Linked DNA regions of Homo sapiens: all the other regions are linked to region 1. A link is a loop called in an ENCODE intact Hi-C map of the cell type or tissue named here. Cell type or tissue: GM12878. All regions are shown on one strand. Links, peaks and the distances in the headings refer to the core of each region. The heading gives the core; the rest is flanking DNA.

What was found. A loop is a pair of places that touch in the nucleus more often than their neighbours do. Peaks named below come from ENCODE experiments on the same cell type or tissue, not always from the same donor. Only the 100,000 strongest peaks of a DNase experiment are listed, where the experiment ranks them.
Region 2: a loop joins it to region 1, with 3 times the contacts of the local background. A loop is called at or near these places in 1 of 110 quality-filtered maps.
Region 3: a loop joins it to region 1, with 5 times the contacts of the local background. A loop is called at or near these places in 1 of 110 quality-filtered maps.
Region 4: it touches region 1 in a loop (7-fold over the local background); 1 of 110 quality-filtered maps calls a loop at or near these places.

What each region holds. Positions count from the first base shown.
Region 1 is chrX:109,267,783-109,275,420 of GRCh38, forward strand. No RefSeq gene overlaps it. Among named protein-coding and RNA genes, the nearest start is that of GUCY2F, 210 kb to the right of the region's middle. RefSeq lists enhancers at 3,059-3,108, 3,219-3,518, 3,599-3,818. In GM12878, for the core only: no CTCF peak of the experiment used is centred there; a DNase peak (open chromatin) is centred at 3,389; H3K27ac peaks cover 1,209 bases.
Region 2 is chrX:109,085,228-109,092,865 of GRCh38, forward strand. No RefSeq gene overlaps it. Among named protein-coding and RNA genes, the nearest start is that of IRS4, 350 kb to the left of the region's middle. In GM12878, for the core only: no CTCF peak of the experiment used is centred there; a DNase peak (open chromatin) is centred at 4,364.
Region 3 is chrX:109,033,428-109,041,065 of GRCh38, forward strand. No RefSeq gene overlaps it. Among named protein-coding and RNA genes, the nearest start is that of IRS4, 300 kb to the left of the region's middle. In GM12878, for the core only: no CTCF peak of the experiment used is centred there; a DNase peak (open chromatin) is centred at 3,376.
Region 4 is chrX:108,696,628-108,704,265 of GRCh38, forward strand. It overlaps COL4A5 (collagen type IV alpha 5 chain), which reads left to right. Exons shown (of 53, transcript NM_033380.3): 53 at 1-918. Among named protein-coding and RNA genes, the nearest start is that of IRS4-AS1, 36 kb to the right of the region's middle. In GM12878, for the core only: a CTCF peak has its summit at 2,926 (motif pointing right); DNase peaks (open chromatin) are centred at 2,737 and 2,914.

The DNA.
Region 1 (7,638 bases), core at 1,470-6,469:
ATCTGGGAGACCAGGGAAACTTTCACAGAAAATGGAGTAAGTTTAGAAGGATGAGTGTTAGTCAAGTGAAGGAATGTAAGAAGTGGGTTCTAGACAGAGGACTTATCTTGAATAAAGATGTAACTGAATAAGCAGTTTTCCATGGTGTCAACCACTTATTTTCTTATCCATTCTTTCCAGTTCTTTTCCTGTGGCTTCCATCCCCTTACCAACTAGTTCCGTTTAGATTGGGCTATCGCATAGCCTCTCAGAGACCTTTCTATCTTCAAATCTCCTTGAACTGCTGTCTCAGATCACTGTAGTGCAGTGTGCATAGGTCAGCCAGAATCTTTCTGGAGTATTTGGATGTCATTCCACTGTTCAGATACTCAAGGTAGTTAGTGCTCAAATTGAACTGAATCATAGGACACCCAGTTGATGTCAGAGAATAGGTGCAGGAATAGAAGATCCAAACTTATGTGTCAAAGTCCTCTCTAGCTAACCCCTCCTTACTGAACTTCCTTCAGTTCCTGCTAGTGTCTTCCCTCAGCTTTTGCTACTGTCTGACCTGAACTTTTTGTTCCAGCCACTTTGTTTCCTGAGTGAGAAAATATGACTTCCTTATTCCCATTTCTGAACCATCCCACAGGCCAGGAATCCCCTCTCTTCTCTTACCTCTCCTCCTTGAACACAGCTCTGGCAAGAGATCAAGCTGATACTGAAATAGAGCCCATTGTAGTAAGCAAAATGTGAGTCAGCTCCCTACAGACCTGGAACAGGCAGAACAACTTTGTGTGGGCACTTGTGTCTCCAATTGGTAATTCTGGGCCAGCTCTAATCTCAAAATCCCCTGAGGACTCCTGGGAGAGAGAGCTCAGGCAGTTCAGATCTCATGAGATTAGGTTCAATATACTGAGGCTACCTCCCTAAAGATGTGAGTTGATAAAGTTTGTCTGTTGAAGTGCCACTGGCCCTACTGTCTTCTTTTATATTTTTCCTCTTTTAAATCTTATAGCTCTAATCCAGTACTCACCATCACTTCCTTTCATCCTGACAAGAAGAAAAGGGAAGCCAATAATATTATTCATATTACAGTCTTGGGGACTGAATCTACTATGTTTCACAAGAGGATGTCAGGGGGTTGAAAGGGACCTTTGCTACTTACTGGCTATGTGATCTCAGGCAAAGGACTTGAGTGCTCTTTGCCTCAGTTTCCTCATCCATAAAATGGGGATACTAGGAGTACCTATGTTACTGTTAGCTATCATTGTTATTATTGTCTGTCAGTATCCTATACAGCAACCCTGCCTAGCAATTAGCTAGCTTGTGCTTTAGTGCCTGCTATGATGGGAGCACTATACCTCCTAGGACAGTTCATTTATTTGGCAGTTTTATAAATATAGAAAGAAGGAGCTGTATTTGTAGGAGAAGAATGGGTCTTTCTCAGATTTCTAGAATAAAGGTTGTCTACCACGGGTTTGTGAGGCTAGTTAACTCCTCCTGAGACCAATGCTTACCTAATTGTTATTGCTGTAGAGTATTTATAGTAATAATAATAATTCTTCTGTTGAGCATTTACCATGTGCAGGCATTGTGGTAAGTATTTTATATGCATTATCTAAACTAGTCCTTGTTATTGCTCTAATTATTATTATTTTATTAATTGGTAAAATTTAGATAGTGCCCATTATGAGCCAGGTACTTTTCTAAGTGCTTTACTAATTAAATCACATAAAAATCATAAGAAGTAGGTACTACCATTTGTTCACATTACAGATGAGAAAGCTGTGGCTCTGAGAGATTAAGTCACTTGCTCATACAGTTGGTCATACAACTGGTAAGTGGAGGAGCCAGATTTTGAGTCTAAGCAATATGGCTCCAGAAAGCACTCCTTAACTACTAAATCATACTACATTCTTTATAATGCAGCAATTCTAATATACACAGTCTCAGGGAGAGTAACAACTGCCTACATTCTCTTGTACTTACGGTTTCTGCCCCCATGCCACCCCTGCCACCATGAGGAAACTTTGCTTTACTGTTCATTTTACCTCAGATGTTCTCTTAGGGATTATTCCCATATTCCCATCTTTGCTAACGATTAATTGTGCTATGTAAGACAAATTGTTTGATGCCTTTAATTCTAAGTTTTCTCCACTGTAAAACAGAAATTATATCCACCTGGCAGTAATATTGTTATTACTCTCTGCCACAGTCCATACCAACCAGCCCAAGCCACCCCACCCACACACTACTGAGTTGGCAGCCAATAAAGCCAAATACCTGCCCTCAGGGACCCTTTCATGGCAGTCACAGTGAACCTACTCAAATTGCTGCTGCTCTAGCTCCTCATTCCCTCTGGACTGGTCCCTGTAGGTACATGCCTTCTGAACTTGGCTATGCATCCTGTGTCCATCCTCACACTGCTATCCCAGACATGATCATCTCAAGTCTTCTCATTTGTTTCTTCAGTGCTTCTCATGCAAAGGTTTGCATTCTTCCTCTGGTTCTGCCTGTTCTTGGCTGTTCCAGCTATCCCCTGCCCAGCCAAGTCCCAGACCTACCTATCAATGGGTCAACCCTGGGCTACTGCCAAGGGCCATCAGACTAAACCTCTGCTAGTACATGTTATGCAACAATATGACTTCTTTCCCTGGTTTATCTATGCTGAGTTCCCATTTAGGAGTTTCCTACATCTAGAATGCACCTTTAACCCAACAATTGGAGTAATGATTTCCATCCTTGCCATTTTTCTGCATTACTAAACACCATCCCAACCCCTGTAGATTTCAAGCACTTGGAGAGATCATTCAGATAGGAGATTCTATCCAGCTTTCTTCCAGTAAAAATAACCATTACTACTTATTAAACATTTACTATATGCCAGACACAGTGCTAAGCAGTTTACATGCATTCCTTCACTTAAACTGTCCAACAATCTTAGGTGACAAATATCATTATCCTCATTTTCCTACTGTAGAAAAAATGAGACACAGAAAGGTTGAGTGACTCACCTAAGATCACACAGCCATCATGTGGCAGAGCTGGGATCTGAATTCAGATTGTATGCTTTTAAGATTAACACCTTTAATCACTGAATACTTTTGCCTCTCAACTTACATCCACCCTACTAAGTACATGAAGACTTTGCTGAGCCTCTTTACAGTTCATGAAATTGTGAAACTCTTTGTCTTCTCTTTCCTATTAATCCTGCCCACACAGGAGGTAGGTGGCTTCCAGTATTTTGGTTAAGCCCAGCCTACTCATATCCTCCCCCATGGCCCCATGCCAACCAGAGGCTGGGGGAAGAGCAGGTGCTGAAACTTTCAGTTCCACATTGGCCAGTTTCAGGAGCTGGTGTAAGAGAAAGGTTGTGGATTAGCAAAGTACTGGTGAGAACCAGCCCTCTACCTCAAGAATGCTCCCAGGCAAGTCATAACTTCTCCCTGAGCAAATCGGGGAAGTCCCAGACCCATGCCATTATACTGGGCCAACTCACCCACATACTACATGGCAGACAGCCAAAGAAAATGAGTCCCAGCTTTCAGGGCCTCATTTGAGGTAATTGCCTTGAACCGTCTCACTTCACTCCTACTCTTGCTCTTCACTTCTTTCTCTGTTCCTTTGCACACCTGACTCCAGTCCTTCTTGGAACTGTCTCCTGTTTGTTTGTGACCCTGCTTTCACCCCTTAGGCTTGCCACACTCAGCTTTTGACCCTTAGTGCTTTCTAAGAACAGACTTGTCATCATCCCCTGGCTCTTCTTGCTCTTTAAAATTCTAACTCATTACCTTGACTAATTTAAGCTGCCACAAATGGAAATCCTACCCTGATGCTGGCCCACCTGACCAGCACTCCAGTCTTCAAGGGGGTGGGGCTTTGGGGTAATAGAGAATAAAGAAGGGAGTCAGAAAGTGATGAGGAACCAATGAGAAAGATGCCTAGCCAATGCCACCACCTAGTGTAACTGCCTCTTCCCTGGTATACTGAGTCTTAGTACCCCTTCTCTATTTTGAAACTTCTTGAGGCCCACCCATTTGTTCCACAAAATAGACATCCCCGGGGAGCTGAGAAGGCATACAGCTACCCTCTTTTCTCAGCTTTAAATTAGAACACATAAACTGACACTATGAATGTGCTTATGGCAACAACACTATGGAATTTGAATTCATGACTGCCCTAGAAAATCTTTGGTGTACCATCTCCATGCTTATATAGTATGATGGAAGAGTGCCACACATACCTGAGTCCTCAAAGAGGTACCTGCTAGCCTGACATATTGACAGTACCCTACCACATACTGCGCATTCCTTGCACTCTGGACATACTCATCTGTCTTCAGTTTATATCTGCTACACTCCCTCCTACTACAAGGTGCAAGCTATTTCCTTTTCTGGAAAGCTCTTTCTCACTCCTTAAGAATCAACTACCTCTCTTTCTCCAGAAGTTACCTCCATCATCACTTTTTAAAGGAAGTTTTCCAAGTTTCCCTCAGTTATATTACTATGTTCCTGCCCATTGGATCCATTGTAGCACTTGCTGCAATGAAAATTTTGCATTTATTTGTGTGATTCCATAAGAACAAGGGCCATGTATTGTCGTTCACTACTGTCTTCTCAGTGCTTTGCATGATCCACAACAAGTAGTTGTTTTTTGGTTTAATTGTGCAATGAATGAATGGCCTGAAATGCCCACCAACCAAGTCTTCCAAACATCTTTGTCCATATGCACAAACCACGTGGGAAGAGAAGAAGTATCCTGAAGTGCATCTGGGATGGTTCCCTTCTATCAGCAAGTTGGTGCATAGGAGTTTAGCAGATGAACAATGTGAGTTTCTAGCAAGGATGACACATGCTATGTACCTTTCTAGAGTAGAGTAATTGTGATAACTGGGACACAGAGAAATGCAACATGCCCAAGCTCATTTAGCTAGTAGATAGCAGAGCCAGGATTCAAATCTTAGTGGTCCAACTCCACTTGATTCACCTTGCTGAACCTTTGTAGTTTTCTCATCTGTAAAATGGGAGCAATGTTACCAGCTTGCAGAGTCATTACAAAAATTAAATGAGATGATGTATTGAAACCACTTGCACATATTAAGTATTCATTGTATGGTACCTATTAGTATTAGTTTCTCTGAAGATGAAGGGAAGTCAGAGAAGATGCATGCTAGGACAGAGAGGAATGCCTGCCTTTCCATAGTCTCCGCCCATCTTTGTCCCATTTCTCTCTCTCTCTTTCTTTCTCCCTCTGTCTTCCTCTCGCATCCCACCACCCAGCTATCATCTCCAGAAAGAGATGTTTTTAGGGGTTAGGAAACAAATATAGAGAATAGGTTGAAACAGAGATAAATTAGGAATAAAGGGGCTGAAAAAGACACCAGAAGGAGGAAGAAATAGAAGAGTGGCAGGAGAGAAGGGACAGCACATGTAAAATGCTTACATCTTTGCCTCTACTAAATAAAATTGTAAAAATACAGCAGCACGTGGCCTTCCCACAGGACTTTCTTTTCCTTTTTAAAAAAGAGATAAGGGAGGAGGAAGCATAAAGACATGGGCCTAGAAGGGTACTGGCTGAGAGTCAATTTGAAGTTACGTCCATCCCTGCCCTAATTCTTCTAGAAAAAGCTAGAAGGCCTAGAAAGAAAATCTCAATTTATATAGCTTTAAAACACACACACATAAACACACACACACTACCACCATCACCACCACCATTTAATGCTGTCCATTTTTGTATTTTCCAGTCATTTGTTGGTGTCAGTGTGTCTGTTAGTTGAGTGTGCCCCTGGCTCTTACAGAACAGAAGGCATAAGAGTCCAGGCAATGTGTCTTCTCCTCTGCAACCAGGTGCTTAATGTTTTCTTGGAACTGTGATGAGAGATGGATGAGGGGAACAGCTCTTCTTATGGTGGTAACCCAGGCAGCTCCCCATCCCCTGCTGGGTTTGTTTAGTTACGCCTCAGATATCAGAATACCCGGGCCTCTTAGAACACAAGGGCCCAATTGAATAGATCCCCTGGAAGTCCATGGGGCAGAACACAGCAGGACAAGTGATTCTTGGGAGATTGCTAGGCCAACTTGGCAGAATGGAGACTTGGGAAACCTCTAGTGTACATGTCCAAACCAAATTTGTGAAACACTGGCTCATCCCCAGGTCCTTTGCTGGGGCCTTTGGGGAAAGTTCTAAATGCAATCCAGTCTAGTTTAACATTTCATTATTTATAATTACAAGACATAAAAAAAGTGGAAGGAGGGACAGAAACAAGGAACACAGTTAAGGCTTGGCTAGCAACATCTTGGATACAATGTCATTAAAAGTAAAGCATGCTTCTATAAATTAATGAATACAAGCTTTTAAAACATTATTTTCAAGAAAAGAAATGTGCAAAAGAAACCATTGTAGTACTTAACATTCATAAGGTGAAAAAGATACTTGTATTAAAAAAGAAATGTGCCTTGGAAACATATGAGGGATGAGATGCTGCAGGATCTTAATCATAAACCTATGCAGAGTATTATTATAATTAACATTGTTACAATTCTATATGAAATTCCTCATTGGTGGGCACAGGGGAGAAGTTTGCATGTGATGAGCAAGGTTAATACTACTTTTCCTTATTCCTGCTTACTGTGAACTGACCACCTTTAGATTAGTAATATCCAAAGCTGTCAAACAAGTGGAATTTCCATCCTCATCGTTCTTGTCAGAAGAATAAAAATTATTCTCATGGAGAAACAGGAGTCAGAATACTTGAATTATGTTCTCACCTTCCTCTTCCTACTATAGAAGCTCAAAAACTCACTCCACCTCTCTGGATCTCAAACACACCATTGGTCATTTAGGGTTTAATGGATATTACAGATGGTGCTTGCTTTTGTTGAAATGGAATTTTCTCTCTACGTATATCAAGGCCGTAGCCCAGATACAATGTTGGTTTGGAAATTCTGAAAATCAATACAGATCTATTTTTCTAGCCTCCTCTCTAAGAAATCTGTATGGGGTGAGTGGAAACTAGACAATGGTTCTCAGAGACTGTAACTTCCTTCTCCCTTTTAATTCATTAAGCATATCTTGAGCACTTTCTCTATGTGCTGTCTTACAGGAAACTAAAGTAGCACATGTAGAATTTGGAAACCACGGAACTTTCTGAAGAACTTGCACAAGGGTCTCTTACTCTTTAATTTCATGCGCTGACTTTTACCACCTTTCTCTCTCCTCCAACCATTAGGACTCTGCTTTGTTCACAAGGTCCGACAGACTCATTGGCCCTTTCCTGCTGGTCATGCCAGATGTGAGTTTCAGCAGCAGCAGCAGAATTCTTTTGTGAAAGAAGCCAACAGAGACTAGAAGACCCAGAGTATATTTGAGTGTCAGGGAAATGTCTGACTTAAAAATCTACAGAAAAGTGTTTTCTGCCTGTTACTCCAAACTCTAGGAGGGAAAAGAAGAGACTAGAGACAGAGAGTCCTGCTCTCCACATCACTTTTCCAGGGGCCCTTCAGGTACAAAGGACAACATGGCTCCCCTAATCACCTATAATTCACAAAGAGGTGACTTCTGATGCAAAAACACCACTCCATCATTACTGCACACCAGCTAGCACATGCAATTGGGACAAAATCTGTTCGCTCTCCTCTCTCCCTCAACTCACAGCCA
Region 2 (7,638 bases), core at 1,668-6,667, 180 kb before region 1:
TTTTGGGCTGAGACAATAGGGTTTTCTAAATATACAATCAGGTCAACTGCAAACAGAGACAATTTCACTTCCTCTCTACCTATTTGAATACCTTTTATTTCTTTCTCTTTCACGATTGCCCTGGCCATAACTTTCAATAATATGTTGAATAGGAGTGGTGAGAGAGGGCCTCTTTTTCTTGTTCAGGTTTTCGAAGGAAATGCTTCCAGCTTTTGCCCATTCAGTATGATATTGACTGTGGGTTTGTCATAAATAGCTCTTATTATTTTGAGATGTGTTCCATCAATACCTAGTTTATTGAGAGTTTTTAGCATGAAGTGCTGTTGAATTTTAGTGAAGGCCTTTCTGCATCTATTGAGAAAATCATGTGGTTTTTGTCATTGGTTCTGTATGTGATGGATAACTGTATGTGATGTTAAACCAGCCTTGCATCCCAGGGGATGAAGGCAACTGATCTTGTTATGTAAGATTTCTGATGTGCTCCTTGATTTGGTTTGCCAATATTTTATTGAGGATTTTCACATGGATGTTCATCAGGGATATTGGCCTGAAATTTTCTTTTTTTGTTGTGTCTCTGCCAGGTTGTGCTGTCAGGATGATGCTGAACTCATAAAATGAGTTAGGGGGGATTCCCTCTTTTTCTATTGTTTGGAATAGTTTCAGAAGGAATGGTACCAGCTCCTCTTTGTACCTCTGGTAGAATTCGGCTGTGAATCCTTCTGGTCCTGGGGTTTTTTTGGTTGGTAGACTATTAGTTACTGCCTCAATTTCAAAAATGTGTTATTGATCTATTCAGGGATTCAACTTCTTCCTGGTTTATTCTTGGGAGGGTGTATGTGTTCAGGAATTTATCCATTTCTTCTAGATTTTCTAGTTTATTTGTGTAGAGCTATTTCTAGTATTCTCCAATGGTAGTAGGTATTTCTGTGTGATCAATGCTGATATTTCCTTTATCATTTTTTTATTGTGAGTATTTGATTCTTCTCTGTTTTCTTCTTTATTAGTCTGGCTATCAATCTATTTTGTTAATGTTTTCAAAAAACCGGCTCCTGTATTCTTTGATTTTTGAAGGTTTTTTCATGTCTCTATCTCCTTCAGTTCTGCTGTGATCTTAGTTATTTCTTGCCTTCTGCTAGCTTTTGAATTTGTTTGCTCTTGCTTCTCTAGTTATTTAATTGTGATGTTGGATGTCAATTTTTGATCTTACTGCTTTCTCCTGTGGGCATTTAGTGCTGTAAATTTCTCTCTACACTGCTTTAGCTGTGTCCCAGAGATTCTGGTACATTGTACCTTTGTTCTCATTGGTTTTAAAGAATTTATTTATTTGCACCTTCATTTTGTTATTTACCTAATAGTCATTCAGGAGCAGGTTGCTCAGTTTCCATGTAGTTGTGGGTTTTGAGTGAGTTTATTAATTCTGAGTTCTAATTTGATTGCACCGTGGTTTGAGTGACTGTTATGATTTCCATTATTTTACATTTGCTGAGGAGTGTTTTACTTCCAACTATGTGGTCAGTTTTAGAATAAGTGTGATGTAGTGCTCAGAAGAATGTATATTCTGTTGATTTGTGGTGTAGATTTCTATAGATGTCTATTAGTTCCGCTTGGTCCAGAGCTGAGTTCAAGTCCTGAATACCCTTGTTAATTTTCTCTCATTGATCTGTCTAATATTGAGAGTGGAGTGTTAAAGTCTCTCTCTATTATTGTATGGGAGTCTTAATCTCTTTTTAGGTCTTTAAGAACTTGCTATATGAATCTGGGTGCTCCTGTATTGGGTGCATATATATTTAGGATAGTTAGCTCTTCTTGTTGCATTGATCCCTTTACCATTATGTAATGCCCTTCTTTGCCTTTTTTTTTTTTAGTCTTTGTTGGTTTAAAGTCTGTTTTATCAGAGACTAGATTGCAACCCCTTCTCTTTTTATGCTTTCCATTAGCTTGGTAAATCTTCCTCCATCTCTTTATTTGAGCCTATGTGTGTCTTTGCATGTGAGATGGGTCTCCTGAATACAGCACACTGATGGATCTTGACTATTTATCCAATTTTCCCATCTGTGTCTTTTATTTGGGGGCATTTAGCCCATTTACATTTAAGGTTAATATTGTTATGTGTGAATTTGATTCTGTCATTATGATGCTAGCTGGTTATTTTGCCCATTAGTTGATGCAGTTTCTTCATAGTGTCAATGGTCTTTACAATTTGGTATGTTTTTACAGTGGCTGGTACCAGTTGTTCCTTTCCATATTTAGTGCTTTCTTCAGGAGCTCTTGTAAGGCAGGACTGGTAGTGACAAAATCTCTCAGGATTTGCTTGTCTGTAAATAATTTTATTTCTCCTTCACATATGAAGCTTATTTTGGCTGGATGTGAAATTCTGGTTTGAAAATTCTTTTCTTTAAGAGTGTTGAATATTTGCCACCACTGTTCTGGCTTGTAGGGTTTCTGCAGAGAGATTCACTCTTAGTCTGATGGACTTCCTTTTGTGGGTAACCTGAACTTTCTCTCTGGCTGCCCTTAACATTTTTTTCTTCATTTCAACCTTGGTGAATCTGATGATTACGTGTCTTGTGGTTGCTTTTCTCAAGGAGTATCTTTGTAGTGTTCTCTGTATTTCCTGAATTTGAATGTTGGCCTGTTAGGTTTGCTAGGATAGGGAAGTTCTCCTGGACAATATCCTGAAGAGTGTTTTCCAACTTGGTTCCATTCTTCCTGTCACTTTCAGGTACACCAATCAAACATAGATTTGGTCTTTTCACATAGTCCCATATTTTTTGGAGGCTTTGTTCATTGCTTTTCACTCTTTTTTCTCTAATCTTGTCTTCTCATTTTATTTCATTGAGTTGCTCTTCAATCTCTGCTGTGTTTTTAAGCTCCATCAGGTCATTTATGTTCTTCTCTAAACTGGTTATTCTAGTTAGCAATTCCTCTTACCTTTCCTCAAGGCTCTTAGCTTCCTTGCATTGGGTTGCATCATGCTCCTTTAGCTCAGAGGAGTTTGTTATTGCCCACCTTCTGAAACCTACTTCTGTCAATTCATCAAACTCATTCTCTGTCCAGTCTTGTTACCTTGTTGGTGAGCAGTTGTGATCTTTTGGAGGAGAAGAGGTGTTCTGGTTTTTGAAATTTTCAGGTTTTTTGCTCTCGTTTTTCCTCATCTTCATGGATTTATCTACATTTGGTCTTTGATATTGGTGACCCTCAGATGGGGTTTCTGTTTGGATGTCATTTTTGTTGTTGTTGATGCTATTTCTTTCTGTTTGTTAGTTTTCCTTCTAACAGTCATGCCCCTCTGCTGCAGGTCTGCTGGAGTTTGCTGGAGGTCCACTCCAGACCCTATTTGCCTGGGTATCACCAGTGGAGGCTACAGGACATCAAAGATTGCTGCTTGTTCCTTCCTCGGGAAGCTTCATCCCAGAGTGGTACCCACCACATGCCAGCTGGAGCTCTCTTGTATGAGATGCCTGTCGATCTTTGTTTGGAGGTGTCTCCCAGTCAGGAGGTATGGGGGTCAGGAAACAACTTGAGAAGGCAGTTTGTCCCTTAGCAGAGCTCTAGCACTGTGCTGGGAGATCTGCTACTCTCTTCAGAGCCAGCAGGCAGGAACGTTTAAGTCTGCTGATGCTGCACCTACAGCCGCCCCTTCTCCCAGGTGCTCTGTCCCAGGGAGATGGGAGTTTTATGTATAAGCCCTTGACTGGGGCTGCTGCCTTTCCTTTGGAGATTCCCTTCCTAAAGAGGAATAATCTAGAAAGGCAGTCTGGCTACAGCAGCTATGCTGAGCTGCAGTGGGCTCCACCTGGTTTGAACTTCCCAGTGGCTTTGTCTACACTGTGAGGGGAAAACTCCCTACTGAATCTACAGTAATGGTGGACAACCCTCCCCCAACCAAGCTTAAGCATCCCAGGTAGACTTCAGACTGCTGTGCTGGCAGTGAGAATTTCAAGCCAGTGGATCTTAGCTTGCTGGGCTCCATGGGGGTGGGATCCATTAAGCAAGACCACTCGACTCCCTGGCTTCAGCCCTTTTTACAAGGGAGTGAAATGTTCTGTCTGGCTGGCATTCCACTCACCACTGGCATATAAAAAACAACTCCTGCAGCTAGCTCAGTGTCTGCCCAAATGGCCGCCCAGTTTTGTGCTTGAATCCCAGGACTCTGGTGGTGTAGGCACCTGAGGGAATCTCCTGGTCTGTGGGTTGCAAAGACCATGGGAAAAGTGTTGTATCTGGGCTGGAGTGCACCGTTCCTCATAGTACAGTCCCTCAGGGCTTCCCTTGGCTACGGGAGGGAGTTTCCTGACCCCTTGCACTTCACAGGTGAGACAACACCCCACTCTGCTTCAGCTCACCATCTGTGGTCTGCATGCACTGTCTGTCCAGTCCCAGTGAGATGAGTCAGGTACTTCAGCCGGAAATGCAGAAATTACCTGTATTCTGTGTTGATCTCAATGGGAGCTTCAGACCGGAGCTGTTCCTATCCAGCCATCTTGCCAGCCAGCAGCTTTGCCCACTTTTTAATGAGGTTGTTTGTTTTTTACTTGTTAATTTATGTTCATTATATGTTCTGGATATTACATCTTCGTTGGATGCATAATTTCCAAATATTTTCTCCAATTCTGTAGATTTTCTGTTTACTCTGTTGATAGTTCCTATTGCAATGCAGAAGCTCTTTAGTTTAATTAGGTCTTATTTGTCAAATTTTGTTTTCATTGCATTTGTTTTTGGCATCTTCATCATGAAATCTTTGCCTGTTCCTATGTCCAGAATGGTATTGCCTAGGCTCTCTTACAGGGTGTTTATAGTTTTGGGTTTTAATTGTAAGTCTTTAATCCATCTTGAGTTAATTTTTGTCTATGGTTTAAGAAAGGGGTCCAGTTTCAATCTGTATATGGCTAACCAGTTATCACAGCACCATTTATTGAATAAGGAGTCATTTCCCCATTGCTGGTTTTGGTTGACTTTGTCAAAGGTGAGATGATTGCAGGTCTGTGGCACTACTCTTTGGCTGTCTATTCTGTTCCATTGGTCTATGTGTCTGCTTCTGTACAAGTACCATGCTGTTTTGGTTACTGTAGCCTTGTAGCATAATTTGAAGTTGGTAGTATGATGCCTCCTGCTTTGTTCTTTTTCCTTAGGATTGCCTTGGGTGTTCAGGATATTTCTTGGCTCCATATGAATTTTAAGGTAACTTTTTCAAATTCATGAAAAATTTCATTGACGGTTTGATATAAATAGCATTGAATCTGTAAATTGCTTTCAGCAGTATGACCATTTTAATAACATTGATTCTTCCTATCCATAAGCCTGGAATGTTTTTCCATTTGTTTTTGTCATCTCTGATTTATTTGAGCAGTGTTTTGTAGTTCTCACTGTAGAAATTTTTCACCTCCCTGTTGTCTGTATTCCTAGCTATTTTATTCTTTTCATGGCAATTGTGAATGCAACTGTGTTTTTGATTTGGCTTTCAGTTTGGATGTTGCTGTACAGAAATGCTACTGAATTTTGTGCATTAATTTTGTACCTGAAATGTTGCTGAAGTTTATCAGCTTAAGAAGATTTTGGGAAGACACTGTAGGGTGTTCTAGGCATAGAATCATATCATCTACAGAAATAATTTGACTGCCTTTCATCTTTTGTGGAAGTCATTTATTTATTTATTTTGCCTGGTTGCTCTAGCTAGGACACTCAGTTCCATAGTGAATAAGAATGGCAAGAGTGGGCATCTGTGTCTTGTTCCAGTTTTCAAGGAGAATGCTTCCAACTTTTGCCCATTCAGTATGATGTTGACTGTGGATTTGTCATAGATGTATCATTGTTTTGAAGTATGTTCCTTTAATGCCTAGTTAGGGGTTTCTAACGTAAAGAGATGTTAAAACTTATCAAAATCCTTTTCTGCATCTATTTAAATAATCATGTGGTGTCTGTATTTAGTTCTGTTTATGTGATGAATCAAGTTTACTGATTTTTGTATGTTGAACCAAGCTTGCATCCCAGGGGTTAAGTGTGCTTGATTGTGGTGGGTTAGATATTTTATGTGCTGCTGGATAAGCTTTGCTCTACTTTGACCTCATAGAATGAGTTAGGGGGAGTTCCTAGTCCTCAATTTTTTGGGGATAGTTTCAATAGGAATACTACCAGCTCTTCTTGGTACAACATGTTGAATTCAGCTGTGAATTCATCTGGTCCTTGACTTTTTATAGTTGGTGGGGTTTTTATTACTGATTCAATTTCAGAACTAACTGTTGGTTTGTACAGGGATTCAATTTCTTCCTCGTTCATTCTTGGTAGCTTGTATGCTTCCAAGAATTTATCCATTTCTTCCAGGTTTTCTAGATTGTGTGCAAAGAGGTGTTTATCATAGTCTCTGAGGGTTTTTTGTGTTTTTGTGGGGTCAGTGGTAACATCCCTTCATCATTGTTGACTATGCTTATTTGGATTTTCTTTTTTTGCTTTATTACTCTAGCTGGTGGTCTATATATCTTGTTTACTCTTTCAAAAAACAACTCCTGGACTTATTGATGCTTTGTACATTTTTTGGTCTCAATTTCCTTCAGTTCAGCTCCAATTTTGGTTATTTCTCCTCTTATGCTATCTTTGGAGTTGGTTTCCTCTTGTTTTGCTAGTTCCTCTAGGTGTGATGTTAAGTTTTTATTTATTTTTATTTTTTATTTTTCTTTATTACACTTTAACTTTTAGGGGACATGTGCACAACGTGCAGGTTTGTTACATATGTATACATATGCCATGTTGGTGTGCTGCACCCATTAACTCGTCATTTAACATTAGGTATATCTCCTAATGCTATCCCTCCCTCCTCCCCCCATCCCACAACAACCCCCGGTGTGTGGTGTTCCCCTTCCTGTGACCATGTGTTCTCATTGTTCAATTCCCACCTATGAGTGAGAACATGCAGTGTTTGGTTTTTTGTCCTTGCGATAGTTTGCTGAGAATGATGGTTTCCAGCTTCATCCATGTCCCTACAAAGGACATGAACTCATCATTTTTTATGGTTGCATAGTGTTCCATGGTGTATATGTGCCAGATTTTCTTAATCCAGTCTATCATTGTTGGACATTTGGGTTGGTTCCAAGTTTTTGCTATTGTGAATAGTGCCACAATAAACATACGTGTGCATGTGTCTTTATAGCAGCATGATTTATAATCCTTTGGGTATATACCCAGTAATGGGATGGCTGGGTCAAATGGTATTTCTAGTTCTAGATCCCTGAGGAATGGCCACACTGACTTCCACAATGGTTGAACTAGTTTACAGTCCCACCAACAGTGTAAAAGTGTTCCTATTTCTCCACATCCTCTCCAGCACCTGTTGTTGTTTCCTGACTTTTTAATGAACACCATTCTAACTGATGTGAGATGGTATCTCATTGTGGTTTTTATTTGCATTTCTCTGATGGTCAGTGATGATAAGCATTTTTTCATGTGACTGTTGGCTGCATAAATGTCTTCTTTTGAGAAGTGTCTGTTCATATCCTTTGCCCACTTTTTGATGGGGTTGTTTTTTTTTCTTGTAAATTTGTTTGAGTTCTTTGTAGATTCTGGATATTAGCCCTTTGTCAGATGAGTAGATTGCAAAAATTTTCTCCCATTCTGTAGGTTGCCTGTTCACTCTGATGGTAGTTT
Region 3 (7,638 bases), core at 1,327-6,326, 230 kb before region 1:
CCTCTGTGGGTGGACATCAGGTGAGTTTGACTTGGTTTTCCTTTCTGCTGTAGCAGTATGGCACTGAGTTCAATGACTCGCAATTGTTGTGTTCTCCCTCCCCCAGTGCCCAGAGATGTTCTCCACACAATGCTGTAGCTTGTGGGTATGGGGGATGGGTGGCATTGGCTATTCAGGACTGTTTTTTTTGGTCTCTTCAGTGGCCCTTTCAATCACATGAAGTTAGAACTAGGTATTTTAAGTCCTCACCTGATTTTTGGCTCTTACAAAGGCATCTTTTTCTGTGTAGTTCGGTATTAACTTGGTGTCCTTGTGAGGGGGATGATCAGTGGAGCTTTATATTTTTCCATCTTGTTCCACATCACTTCCATCTACAATAATTTTTAACATACACACAATATAAAAATACATGAAATTTGACATAAAAAATCCAAAATACTTGTGTTGGGGAGTGAAGTAATACTGTGGATGATATTTTTGTTATACAAATTAACTATAAAAGTTAAGTTGTTATCTTAAAATAACCTGTTATAACTATAAGATGACATGTAAGCTTTATGGTAACCACAAAAAAGTCTTAGAGTACATACAGAAAAAAATTAAAGTAGAGACCAAAACATACAACTAGAGAAAAATCACTTAACCACAACGGAAGGCAGCAAAGAAGGAAGAAATAAACAAAGGATCTACAAAGCAATTAGAAAACAATTAATAAAATGGCAGAAATAAGTTCTTACCTATTAATAATTACCCTGAATATAATAGATTAAACTCTGCAATCAAAATATGTAGAGTGGCTGAATGAATAAATAAGACCCAATGACATGCTACCTACAAGACATTCATATTACCTGTAAAGACACACTTAAAGTGAATGGACAGCAAAATACATTCCATGCAAATAGAAACCAAAAGGACACAAGAATAGCTAAACTTATATAAAATAATTGTAAGAAAAGACAATAAAAGTCATTACAGAATGATAACGGTGTTCCTTCAGCAAGAAGATATGAAAATATATAAATATATATGCACCCAACATCAAAAAACCTAAATATATAAAGCAAATATTATTGTGTTGGAAGGGAGAGATAGACAGAGATATAATAATAGTAGGGAACTTCAACACCCCACTTTCAATAATAGAATGATCATCCAGACAGAACATCAATAAGATAAATGAAATAAGACAGGGTCCAGTGATATACCCACATATAGATATTAAATAAAATTACCAAGGAAATTCAATGGAAAATGGACAGTCTTTTCAACAAGTGGTGCTAGAACAACTGGATATACATAAGGAAAACTATCATTTACATTTCAGCCAGGATTTCAAATTAATTCACATAAAGTTATATGTAGTATTGTTTTATAATTTCATAACTTCATCTGGATTTGCAGTTTTTCTTTTGATTTGTGATTTACTTATTTATACCTTCTCTTTTACTTTCCTTGACCATGCATATTGAAATTTAGTTTCATTTAGAATTTAATAAATGGTGCTGGGAAAACTGGCTAGCCATATGTAGAAAGCTGAAACTGGATCCCTTCCTTACACCTTATACAAAAATCAATTCAAGATGGATTAAAGACTTAAACGTTAGACCTAAAACCATAAAAACCCTAGAAGAAAACCTAGGCATTACCATTCAGGACACAGGCATGGGCAAGGACTTCATGTCTAAAACACCAAAAGCAATGGCAACAAAAGCCAAAATTGACAAATGGGATCTAATTAAACTAAAGAGCTTCTGCACAGCAAAAGAAATGACCATCAGAGTGAACAGGCAACCTACAGAATGGGAGAAAATTTTTGCAACCTACTCATCTGACAAAGGGCTAATATCCAGAATCTACAATGAACTCAAACAAATTTACAAGAAAAAAACAAACAACCCCATCAAAAAGTGGGGGAAGGACATGAACAGACACTTCTCAAAAGAAGACATTTATGCAGCCAAAAAACACATGAAAATCACCATCACTGGCCATCAGAGAAATGCAAATCAAAACCACAGTGAGATACCATCTCACACCAGTTAGAATGGCAATCATTAAAAAGTCAGGAAACAACAGGTGCTGGAGAGGATGTGGAGAAATAGGAACACTTTTACACTGTTGGTGGGACTGTAAACTAGTTCAACCATTGTGGAAGTCAGTGTGGCGATTCCTCAGGGATCTAGAACTAGAAATACCATTTGACCCAGCCATCCCATTACTGGGTATATACCCAAAGGACTATAAATCATGCTGCTATAAAGACACATGCACACGTATGTTTATTGCAGCATTATTCACAATAGCAAAGACTTGGAACTAACCCAAATGTCCAACAATGATAGACTGGATTAAGAAAATGTGGCACATATACACCATGGAATACTATGCAGCCATAAAAAATGATGAGTTCATGTCCTTTGTAGGGACATGGATGAAATTGGAAATCATCATTCTCAGTAAACTATCGCAAGAACAAAAAACCAAACACCGCATATTCTCACTCATAGGTGGGAATTGAACAATGAGAACACGTGGACACAGGAAGGGGAACATCACACTCTGGGGACTGTTGTGGGGTGGGGGTAAGGGGGGAGGGATAGCATTGGGAGATATACCTAACGCTAGATGACGAGTTAGTGGGTGCAGCGCACCAGCATGGCACATGTATACATATGTAACTAACCTGCACATTGTGCACATGTACCCTAAAACTTAAAGTATAATAAAAAGTATAATAATAAATAAATTAATTTAAAAAAAGAATTTTTATAGCTATATTGTCGAGTGTGTAGAAAGCTTTTGATAACAGCATATGAAGATTCTGAAAAAAGCAATTCACAGGGCACAGAAGAAAGCACAATAGAGTGGATAAGTAAAAATATTTAGAGAGACGAATGTTCCCTAAAGATAGAGAGGATCACTTCAGATTAGTCAGGGGGCTTGCAATATAAAAATAAAGGAAAGAGTGAGTCAAGGTTTTGAGAACAAGGTAAAGTCCTGAAGTCTGTGGAAAATTACTGATTCACATAACTCAGGGGCAAGGAAGATACAGGGCCACAAATGGCCGGGTTCTGTTTCTCATGGAGCAGAGAACAGTGAAGAACATGAGCTGCTTAGAAGGCCAGGTGAAACAGGTATCAGATTATGGGGTTAGAAAGCCTGATAGTGAATAAACTTGGGGGCAGGGAGAAGTAGGGAGGTGCAAGAAGAAGCATGTAGGAAATGAAGATTTTGTCAGTGTTCCCTTACAATATGGAAAGTAGTTGATATGGCAAGAAGCTTGTAAGTTTGCCACAGCCAGAAGGAAATCAGTGACTAAGAGATGTCAGATAATAATTTAAAAATTAACATTTAGTGAATAATTGACATTGTTTCAAGTGTTCCACACATATGACTCATTTTATCTTTAGAGCAACTCTACAGTTATGGTCTCTTTCCTATAAATGAGTAAGATGAGTCTTAGATTGAGTAATTTACCCACGGTTACCCATTTAGTAAAATGACAGAGCTGGGATTTGAGCGTGTTAGACACTAACTTTGTGTCTATTTTACCCTATAGTCCATATGCTATACACAGGGGTGTTTCTCCTTCTTTGCCTTTTTTTTAAATCCTCTTATCTGCTCATTTTTTCTCTTGTAATTCAATAGAAAATGTCTTACATATTTTGTTAAATCCAGAGGGTATGAAGGAAGCAAAGAACTCTTCACACAGCTACTGATTTTGGTAAATATTTCTGGTATTCGTGTCTCTGCAATTTATGGAGGGAATTCCCAATCTGCCATTTTATTTGTTCTGCCCAGACCCCATAAAGCCTCAATAAATGGGCAGTAAGAATGTGTGCCAGTGGGTGGCAAGAGTCAATGATTAAAAAAAGGGCCATATAGGCCTATTGTAGTTCTGAACAATTCCTGATTTCTGATTCTTTACTATGGATTTATAAAGGTTGTTGTGTAGTGAATTTTATTTAGAAGTCTTTGGTAATATAAAATGAGTTAAAAATCCTTTTGGAATTAACCTCATTGGAATATGTTTTCAGCAAGTTACGATTCTTGCACAGGAAATTTCTCATTGCATTCTCATTCATCAAAATACAGAATTTTCATTTCAAGTAGTTACTACTGCAGGCACAGAAAGGAGGTATGCAGCTGGAGAGTCAGACCTTTAGTGTCTGTGAGCAAAAGCCCAGTATTATAGTCAGAACATGGTATCCATGGTAACTAAACCAGTAGCTTTTTAACTTTTGAACCTATCAAAATTATTTCTTTAGTTTTCTTTCAATTTCCCCCTCTCCTTTTTTGGTCTATAGTCATAATCATTGTTGATTCATACAGCATTTTTTTTTTTTTTTGAGACGGAGTCTCACTCTATCGCCCAGGCTGGAGTGCAGTGGCGCGATCTCGGCTCACTGCAAGCTCCGCCTCCCGGGTTCATGCCACTCTCCTGCCTCAGCCTCCTGAGTAGATGGGACTACAGGCGCCCGCCACGACACCCGGCTAATTTTTTGTATTTTTAGTAGAGACAGGGTTTCACCGTGTTAGCCAGGATGGTCTCGATCTCCTGACCTTGTGATCCGCCTGTCTCGACCTCCCAAAGTGCATTATTTTGTTATTATACAATAAAAACATTGAATGATTATATTAGATTGGCGTTAGTATTTCTTATCAAGGGCAAATACATAAATCTTCATTAATCCAGACTCTTGTAATTAATAATCTTTGAGAATTGCAATAAGGTAGGGCTGGGCTAAAGTTATGTAGTAGCTAAAGAAAAAAAGGTTTTCCAAGAAATGATTGGAGGTGCACTTTTAAAAGTGTATTCATATACATGTAAATAATTGTTAGACTCACTGCAGCAAAGCCTTGATTTCTTGGACTGTTCAGGGATGGGAGGTTGTAGTTGATTTACTTTCCTGGTTAACTGAAAGTTAGGCAGAAAACAATTATATGTTCAATCCATGTTACAAATTCCTCTGAAAGGTGCTAGTTTGCTTTCCAGCTTTAGAAATAGAGTCTACTGAAGATAACTGGCTCTTTCTTCGATGCCAGAAGATCCCTGCAGACCCTGAGGCTCATGACTCTGAAAGTCAGTGAGCTTTGTTTGGAACCACATATGTAGCTGCCGAGATGGAGGATGTAGAAGAGAGGGTTCGGTGTGTGCTGATGCCAAAACATACTCTGAAAGTTTCTTTCATTTTGAAAACAAGTCCCTGATACCAGATTTTTTACCTGAGGCAAAAGGTTGTTTATGTTGAGAAAGCACAGTACTCCAGCTAATAGCACAGGCTCTGGAGTCAGCCTATCTGGACTCTACTTCTTACTACGTGTATAATTTTGAGGAAAGTACCTAATTTTTGGAAGTCACAGGTTTCCTCATCAGTAAAATGGGTATAATCATTGAATCTACTTCATAAGGTAATTGTGAGAAATAAATGTGACAAAAAATGTAAATGCTTACAACAAAGTCTGCCTGGTACATAGGAAGTACTCAACAAACTTTAGCTATTGTTATTTCCCCGAGAGATGGAGTGCCAATGGGGAATCTGTTTCATTGAAAAACTCTCATAGCTGGGTTAAGGGTAATTGCAGTTGTACTAAACATCCATTCTGAACTCTTTGTGGAAAACAGATACTTTCCTAAGCAAAATTTTGTTAACATAGTTGAAGTAACTGTCTTAATAAAGGTACATATCTTTAAAAATGGGTTTTTCAGATTTTCCACTATTTTAGCCTAGCCCTGCCTCCAGTGACTCACAACAGTATAGTGAGACTATATTGGGCATTGATTTAGCAGTCTCTATATGTGCCTTCAAATGTGTGCCAACACTAAAAACAATTCAAAAAGGAAATAGGTAGTTTTTTATTCTCTTTGTCTAATTTCTGCTTTTCAATGGTTAAAAGATGCCCTCAATTTTATATGTTTTTTTTTTCTTCTTCTCAGATAGCTCTAGTTGTTTTTGCATTTGGCTTTTTGCCTTTCTATCACCTGAGGTGCATGCTCATTTCCTTAGAAATATATTTCCTATATGTTTGAATTATTTAAATAAAATAAATCTAACCATACATATTAATATGGTCATTTTGCACTTCCACAATTGTGCTAAAATGTAAATCTATTGGAGAAGGTGGAAAAGTTATTAAAATTTATTTTAGTTTGGAGAATGCAAAGCCTTGACAGAGAATTCTAGCTTTGAAACACTAATATTTGGGAGGATTTGTAGCTCATTCTGTTCTAATCTACCTTTAGGTAGAGTTTCTATGGAATCAGACTAACTCATTTACCCTCACTCTTTCACACTTAACTACTAATCCAGTCTCTCACCTCTGCAAGTCCAAACCCCACCCTAGTCCCACTGGCTATGGATCACCTACCACCTATGGGTTTCCTTACTCTTTCTCCCACATTTTCCTTCTGGGCTTAAGTGATTTTTAGAGGGCTTAGAAAATGTGCGTTTTTCTGGATGCGTCCCTTTGTCCCTTTGTTTCTGCCTGAGAGTGTGTGCGTATCTCTGTAGCTGCTGAGGCCTCTGTTTACCATTGTGTACACACAAGTAGGGGACGTGTGTGTCTTCCATTGAAGAATAGGTGTTTGTGTATAATAGGCTGCCTATACTCTGTAAATGGTCCTTAGACAGGAGTATAAGAACATCCTTAATCCCTGTGGCCTTCCTTCTCAGAGCTACCTCAAATTTTCTGGCAGGATTCCCACATAAGGAGGCCCTGTCTCTGGGAGAGGCATGCAGAGGCTTGGGTTTTCCCATTCCTTTCTCCCTTTTTGTCTGTTTTGAGAACAGTGACCTCTGGTAACTCACCCTTTAACTCCCCCTTTCTCTACCCGTTTCCCGCCTCCTCCTGGAGGGCTGTGCCAGAATCTCCCCAGCAACATCTAAAGAGAAAAGGGGTGGGGCAAGCAGGGGAGGGGGACACAACCAATCGTTGGTTTGGGAAAAATATACAAGTTAATGAAATGTTGGCTCAGATATTGTTCCTGGATCTGTGGATGAATGTGAGTCTTCTATGTACTAAATGGACAGATTAGCAGTATCAAGCAATAGCATATTGATAAGAGGCCTTTTGATTAAGAAGGAAAAATGCTACCAAACTTAAAGCATGCTTTAAACATTTAGGAGTGCCAAGTTTGATTACACTGCAATCTCTCCCAAGGCCTTGTTAAAATTGAACAGAAAACGGATTCCTCCAACAAGCAGACTTACCTCTCAGTAGCCTGCTATGAATTCTAATCACCCTGTGGAATCACTGAAAATTCTTCCAACACAGACCTTTCTCTTAGTCATTTAATTGAGAAGATGGATATCTGGATTCTAGTCCCATTTCTGCCATTGACCAATTGTGTCACCTGAGACATATTGCTTAATATCTCTGTCTTACCTTCTCTGCCTATAAAGGAAAACTCACTCTGCTTACACCTTCCACATAAGTTCACATAATATGTGTTAGATATGGAGGAAAATGTGTGATTTACTTTGGGTGGAATATTTAGACCTTATGAGGATACCACTTAGCAAATCTGGAAGAGTTATTTCTCAAATAATTGGTCCCTAGTGACTTGGCATAGTGAAAGGGCCTTAAACATATCAGGAAATATAATATAATATAATATAATATAATATATAATAA
Region 4 (7,638 bases), core at 404-5,403, 570 kb before region 1:
GACTTTCTCCAAGAATTATAAGATGAAAATTATATATTTTGCCCAGTTACTAAAATGGTACATTAAAAATTCAATTAAGAGAAGAGTCACATTGAGTAAAATAAAAGACTGCAGTTTGTGGGAAGAATTATTTTTCACGGTGCTACTAATCCTGCTGTATCCCGGGTTTTTAATATAAAGGTGTTAAGCTTATTTTGCTTTGTAAGTAAAGAATGTGTATATTGTGAACAGCCTTTTAGCTCAAAATGTTGAGTCATTTACATATGACATAGCATGAATCACTCTTTACAGAAAATGTAGGAAACCCTAGAATACAGACAGCAATATTTTATATTCATGTTTATCAAAGTGAGAGGACTTATATTCCTACATCAAGTTACTACTGAGAGTAAATTTATTTTGAGTTTTATCCCGTAAGTTCTGTTTTGATTTTTTTTAAAAAACAAACCCTTTTAGTCACTTTAATCAGAATTTTAAATGTTCATGTTACATACCAAATTATAATATCTAATGGAGCAATTTGTCTTTTGCTATATTCTCCAAGATTATCTCTTAAGACCATATGCCCCCTGTTTTAATGTTTCTTACATCTTGTTTTTACTCATTTCTGACTGGACAAAGTTCTTCCAAACAATTCTGAGAAACAAAAACACACACGCAGAATTAACAATTCTTTTCCCTGTGCTTCTTATGTAAGAATCCTCCTGTGGCCTCTGCTTGTACAGAACTGGGAAACAACACTTGGTTAGTCTCTTTTAAGTTACAAAAAGCCAATTGATGTTTCTTATTCTTTTTAAATTTTAAATATTTTGTTATAAATACTCACAGGATACCTTATTTCCCTAGCTATCATCTCCTGACTTAATGTTTTTTAAACCCACCAATATAAATTTAATTAAAGATATATGTTGTAAGGATGGTCTGTTGTGTATCTCTTCAGCCTGTGTGGAAAAAACCCCTGCTCATTTACAGATAGATTACCAATCTGCACATCAACAAGTCATCTCTTCCCAGGGAATCAGTTTCTCCACGCTTTGATCACTCTGTTAGTAGATAGAAAACATAGTAATGTAAACTTTTTCCAATGAAGAAAACTACCTATTGGAAGACATTTCCAAGATAATAAATTTCTTGACAACATTGTGTTAATGGCTAAGAAAGGAAACAACTGGCTTCTATTTGGGGAAGAATTCATTAATAATGTTTAAAGCAGGTTAGTGACCTAATATTCTTAATGATTAAGAATGAACACGCATAGTTCTCTAAAATAGTCAAGGACTGGTTAAAAATAAAATATTAAAAACTTCCATAGTAAAATTTGTGTTACAGCTAAAAGATAAAACAACCAAAACAATTTTGAGTATTCTAAATCCTAATATGGACCTATGTAAAATCTAAAGCTTAGAATCTCTGGTGGTAAAACTTAGGATCCAAACAATGATAACTATCTAATTATTTTATTGATTCTGGATAGCCACCAATCGCAAATTTTAGCTCTATTTTTTCATTTAGTCCCATGCATAAAGTCAGTAATGAGTAATTGTAACTGAAAACACCATATCACAGCCCCACAGATTCTTCTACATGGTGTACACTCAAAGGTGCCCCTTCTGTTATAGTCGCAAACACTAATTCCAGAGATTTTGCTTTTTGTAGCTTTCCCTCTCATTTATAGCTGGTTGAAAGCCTTGGCCCAAAAAGAACCTCCTTTGTTTGTTTGTTTGTTTTGTTTTGTTTTGTTTTGTTTTGTTTTGTTTTGAGACAGTCTCCTCTGTCACCCAGGCTGGAGTGCAATGGCGTGATCTCGGCTCACTGCAACATCCACCTCCTGGGTTCAAGGCGATTCTCCCACCTCAGCCTCCAGACTAGCTGGAACTACAGGTGCATACCACCACGCCCGGCTAATTTTTTGTATTTTTAGTAGAGACGGGGTTTCACCATGTTGCCCAGGCTGGTCTTGAACTCCTGAACTCAAGCGATCTGCCTGCCTCGGCCTCCCAGAGTGCTGAGATTACAGGTGTGAGACACCACGCCCATCCCAGAACCTCCTAATTTTTAAATTGTTGCATGTGCAGCTAGTCTATGTGTTTCTTAAATCTCCTAACTATTCCTAGCCCTGCTTTGTTGTTTGAAGTACACAAATTCATTCCAGGACATTAATATTGTTAACCCTCTCTTGCCATGAATTATTCAAAGATTAATCTAGCTGCTCTACTAGTTACCTATGGTGAGTTTTTTGTGTTTTGTTTTGTTTTGTTTTTGTTTTTGTTTTTTTTTGCTTTTTTATCATCTGTGAAATTTCCAGAAGTACTATGGTAAGTTTTACAGTCATACACAATTAATAGCTTTCTCACATTGGCAGGAAATGAATGAACTATTCTGCTTAATCAGATAGTTTGACTACCAAATATTTATGTGTACCAAATGTGGTTTTACCAGTTAATGAATCTTTCGTGATTCAGATGTTACTTAAGGACCAAATCCTAGTATTTTATAGCTGTGTATGTGTGTGTGTGTGTGTGTGTGTGTGTGTGTGTGTGTGTGTGTACCCACACACACGTGCACATGTATCTTCAGAAAAATTGAGGTCTACATGAATAACTTCCATTATATATATATTACGTAATATATATATACACACACACACATATGGATAAGTGTATACACACACATGTGTTGTGTAAGAAAGTAGACATTCCAATTATTTTTATAGCTTATTGGCCTGATCTTTGCTATGTTGGTGTCACACTCATTGCTTCCAAAGGAGGTTGTATTGGACACCTTGTGATTGTATGATGTTTTTTCCCACCCATCCAAATTTGAACAACACTTTTTCATTCTTGTAGTGGCAATAAGGTTCTTTGCCTCAATGTCATGCCAAGCCATCAAATGCTTATTCAGAAGTTAATCACAAGAGGGCACTATTGCCTATAAAAATGAATCAGCATGTGTAATGATTTGAGCTCATTGGTGGTGGTGGTAGGGTTGTCTAAAGTCCTGTCTCTAGATTCCCTGTTTTAAGTTTCATTTATTCTTTCAGCCTCATAAAAATCATTAGCAAGTACTTGAAGAGGTGGCCTAGTTTCCCAATGTCTGCATCCAAAACGAAGAGAACAGCTTTGCTGTCAAAGATTCTCTTTTGTTTTTTTGTTTGTTTGTTTTTGAGACGGAGTTTTGCTCTTGTTGCCCAGGCTGGAGTACAATGGCACGATCTCGGCTCACTGCAACCTCTGCCTCCTGGGTTCAGCGATTCTCCTGCCTCAGCCTCCAGAGTAGCTGGGATTACAGGCATGTGCCACCACACCTGGCTAATTTTGTATTTTTAGTAGAGACGGGGTTTCTTCATGTTGGTTAGATTCTCTTCTTAAGAGCCTGATTAACAGTTGGTTCTGGTAGCACTTCCCATGCCTCTCAACACAGAAGCAAGGAGCAATCACTTTTGTTTGGCCGGAACTTCAGTTGGTTTCCTTGGCAGAGAAACTCAGTTCTCAGGCTGGACTATACAAACACCTTCATCCCTAGGCAGCTCCAAAATAAATTGAATAATATTTTAAAATCATGTCATTTCCATTTTAGAGCAGTGGTTTTAGAGTATATTCAGGGAGCTTGGAAAGTTTGTTTGGTGGAAATACTCCTAAGTTGGAATTGAATCCAGAGAGGCCTGTCTCCTGAGTTCTATATCAACAAATATTGATTGGATGCTTGTTAGCTAAGGACACCATGAAGGATAGCAATCTAAAATGAACTCAACCTCAACCAGGAGAATAAGCAGTGACCATAATATAGTAAATCCTCACTTCACGTGGTCAATATATTTTTAGAAGCTGTGACTTTAAAGGAAACGATGTCCAATATTATTCAGTTATAATGTTGATGAAGAAAAAATGGATTTGTTATATGTCGTTTAGCTTTAAAGTCAAAGTTTCCAAGAACCTATGGACGTTAACTGAGGACTTACTGTATGTATACTGGAAAAGAGGTATGCTAGTCTGTCTTTGACTACCAAATCTTACTAATTCTAGGCCAGATAATGGGGATTTTTGTAAGAGTAGCTGTCTGGAGGAAGCTGGCTCACCAACCTGTTCCCCAAAACATGGGCTAAAATCACATTTATGTAATCTTAATCATCTATTTCTCTGTTAGTGGACTGCATACCCAACACCTGACCCTACAGGATAACAAATTGCTTACATAATACCAATTTATGCCAAATATCTTCTGTTTCCCCCTCTACCATCACATTTCATCCTGCTTTCTGCCCCAGAGGGTTCCTGAGCCCTCTGGCTTCTGATTGGGTTCAACCAGTTGGAAGTCCCAGCAGAATACCAGAGGAGGGGACAAGAGTTGGGTTAGGGTATTTATTTTCATGGCTCTTTCTCTATGAGGTTACCTCAGGTTGGTTTGTGACTCTCAATTGAATGTCCCTACTGCTCTCAAGATGACTTACTATTCCTAATTATCTTCCTTTCTGGTTCTACTAACCCCTTCTCATGTTTTCAGGTCTAGGTGTGATGGGTATGGTGACAAGTCTGCTGTTGCTGTGCTGCTAGACCTGGATTCCTGAACAACCATTTGTGATTCCCCCTCCACACCATCTATATATTTCTAATTAAACTCTCCTCAGATTATCCTAATTTAAGTGTGTTGTACTTTTGTTGTTGATACTCCAACGAATACTCAACACTTCTAGTTTCCAAAATCTAGAGAAAGTGCTTTATTTCCATATGTGACAAAATGAGGGTGAATTGATAAAACTGACATGCATGATTAAGCATGCATCTTTGACTTTGAACTAAGGGATGGGCCAGCAGAAATATGACTTAACACCACTTAATCTAAGACCTAGTTTATCAAGAGTTATTGGAAGCTGTGTTCCAGGGTACTTATGGTGAAATGAGGCAAAATATGTTCCTTATGATCCTAAATTATTTATCTTTTTCCAATTAGTGTCCCACTGGATCTCTAAAGAATGCACTTTTATTTCCCCCAGGTAGTCATTTGTCTTCCTACATCTTAACTTCAAATAATTAATTTGTTAACTCATTAGCAGACTAGATTACAAGTACCAATAACTCATCTCTGAAAGCTCCAAAGAGAAACTCCCGGTAGTATTACTTCAACCAGAGGAATCTGCTAAGCCAGATATACCTGCTTGCAGTCAGTGAAAAGCCCTGAAGTGTTACTAGCTGAGAAATGAGTAATTTATTAGTGGTTTTCTAGCCTCAAGAGCATCTGTAAAAGTAAGCCTGCAGAAGTTCTTCACATCTGCTTCCCTTCTGTTCAAGGGTACCAGAGTGAATGCTTATACTAGGGATTATGGAAGACAGGTCATGTTCTAAAGCCAAAGACAGCCTGAGAATACTGTACTTGGTAATTTCAACCAGTCCCACACCGAACCTACCAAGAAGCCAACATACTCTCTCTTCAAGCAAAATAGTTTCCTGGTTGATTTTCATAGGGCCAGCAAAGTGCTTGCTGTTGCCAGTCTATCATAAGCTACAATGGTAACCCCCGATGTCAGATCCTTGTGTCTCTCTGACACAATAATTTGACCTTTGCTTGGGCTGCAAGGAAGGCTACCTCTAACACCTCAGTAGTAATAAGACTAACACCTTATATGTATGTAGTTCTTATTAAAATATCATCCTTTACACATTTCATCTGAGTCTCAACAACTCTGATGTACTCAAGCAGTGCAAGGATTAGTCTCCAATATACAGATGTGGAAGCTGAGCCTTGGAATGGTTAACTGACCCCAAAAGTCACAAGTTACTAAGTTCTTTTCACTCCAAATCTAATCGTCACTTTTGAGCCATGAAGATGCCTATATCTAAAATCTTATAATCCTGTGTGGTAGACATTCATAGCAATATATATAGAGGTCTCTGCCTCATGAGAAGTGATAGGCTGTATGTTTTGGAAGTCTTGGTTCCCAGGTAAGGATGAATGCTTTCCTAGCACCTTTGCAGCACCTGAAACCCCTTGGAATTAACCTTTAGGCACAGGGGGCTTATAGTTAATCCATTGTACCTCAGGATACTCTGTCTGGTCTAAGCCTCTATAGCTAAAGAAAACTTTATGGGTGTGGCCTGGTGCCCTCATGTGAACTTCCTCAGGGCTTTTGAATCCAGATGAACTCCTGGAATTTAAATGCCCTGGCCTGCAGCCTCGTCAATGCTATTAGTGTCTAAGGAAGGGCCAGTTTTGTAAATCTGAGACCATCCTACTAATTTTATTATCTATTATAGACAATGCAGAAAGGACTCCATGGAGGGGAAAATTTCTTTAGCTCCAACAGTAAAGTTCGTTATATTTTGTTTACACTTAATATACATAAACTTATAGAAGCAATTTGAGTTTGCTAGCTGTAACCTCCATTGGTCACATTTTACATGCAGAAGTTTCCCTTATTTGACTCCCTTTAGCGGAAATTTACACTAGGAATCATATGAGCAAACATAAAGCCAGCTGGGCCAAGCAGTATGTGGCTATTTATCAGATTAGAGAGGCAGGAAAGGTTAAAGACAAGTTAGAGAACATGTGGGCTAAAATAGGGCTCTGCATAGCTTATTGTAATCAGAAATAAGCCTGGCTTTGAGGTTACTGGGTTTAAGTATGTTATTAAGTTGACTATGTACTTTCAGATGTGGAAATTGTTGCCCACCTTAAGGCCAGCAACAGCACAGAAAACTACTCCCCATGGAGTGTAAAGTGATAACAACCTGAAGCCATTTTTACAAACACTTCCTTCTCCTACTCAGAAAGCAGCATTTTCTTTTATTCTCTGAGCAGGCAGAAGCACCCATGGGTGCATGAAAGTGTGCTAGTGCTTTTCTTCTTGCAGCTCTGTTTTTCCTTCATCTATTTTGAAAATTTGCTTTTAGGTGCATAAATATTTATGATTGTTATATCCCCTTGATAAAATGATCTCTTTATTATTATTATAATGGTAATATAGTAAAGAAAATGTTAATATTATTTGCTCTGAAAACTACATTGATAGCAATATTGCCATCCAGCTTTCCTTGTGTTAGTGTTAACATATTTTTTCATTATTTTACTTTTAACCTAGTTCTGTCTTTCTATTTGAAGCGCATTTCCTGAGGGTCACATAGTTGGATCCTACTTTTTAATACAATATGACAATTTTTACTTTTTAATGGACTGCACTTAATGTGCTTATTGATATGGTTAAGTTCAACTCTGTTATCTTATTTGTTTTCTATTTGCCTCATTCGTAATGTGTTCACTTTTTATGCTTTGTTTTGGATTAATTGAATATTTTTTCTGATTCCCTTTTATCTCCTTTGTGGATATTAACTGTAACATTTTGTTTGGTTAATTTAGTGGCTGCTTTAGTTTTTATGGCACACATTTTTAACTTATCACAGTCTATATTCAAGTCACATAATACCACTTCATGTATGCTATAAGAATGTTACAATAGTATACTTTCAATTCTCCCCTCTTGATCTTCGCACCACTATTTTCATACACTATGTTTATTATGTTATAAATACCACACTACATTGCTGTTATTTTTGTTTAAACAGTATATTCTCTTTTATATTAGACATAATTCATATACAATAAAATTCACCCTGTTAAAGGGTACAGTGTAATGGTTTCTAGTATATT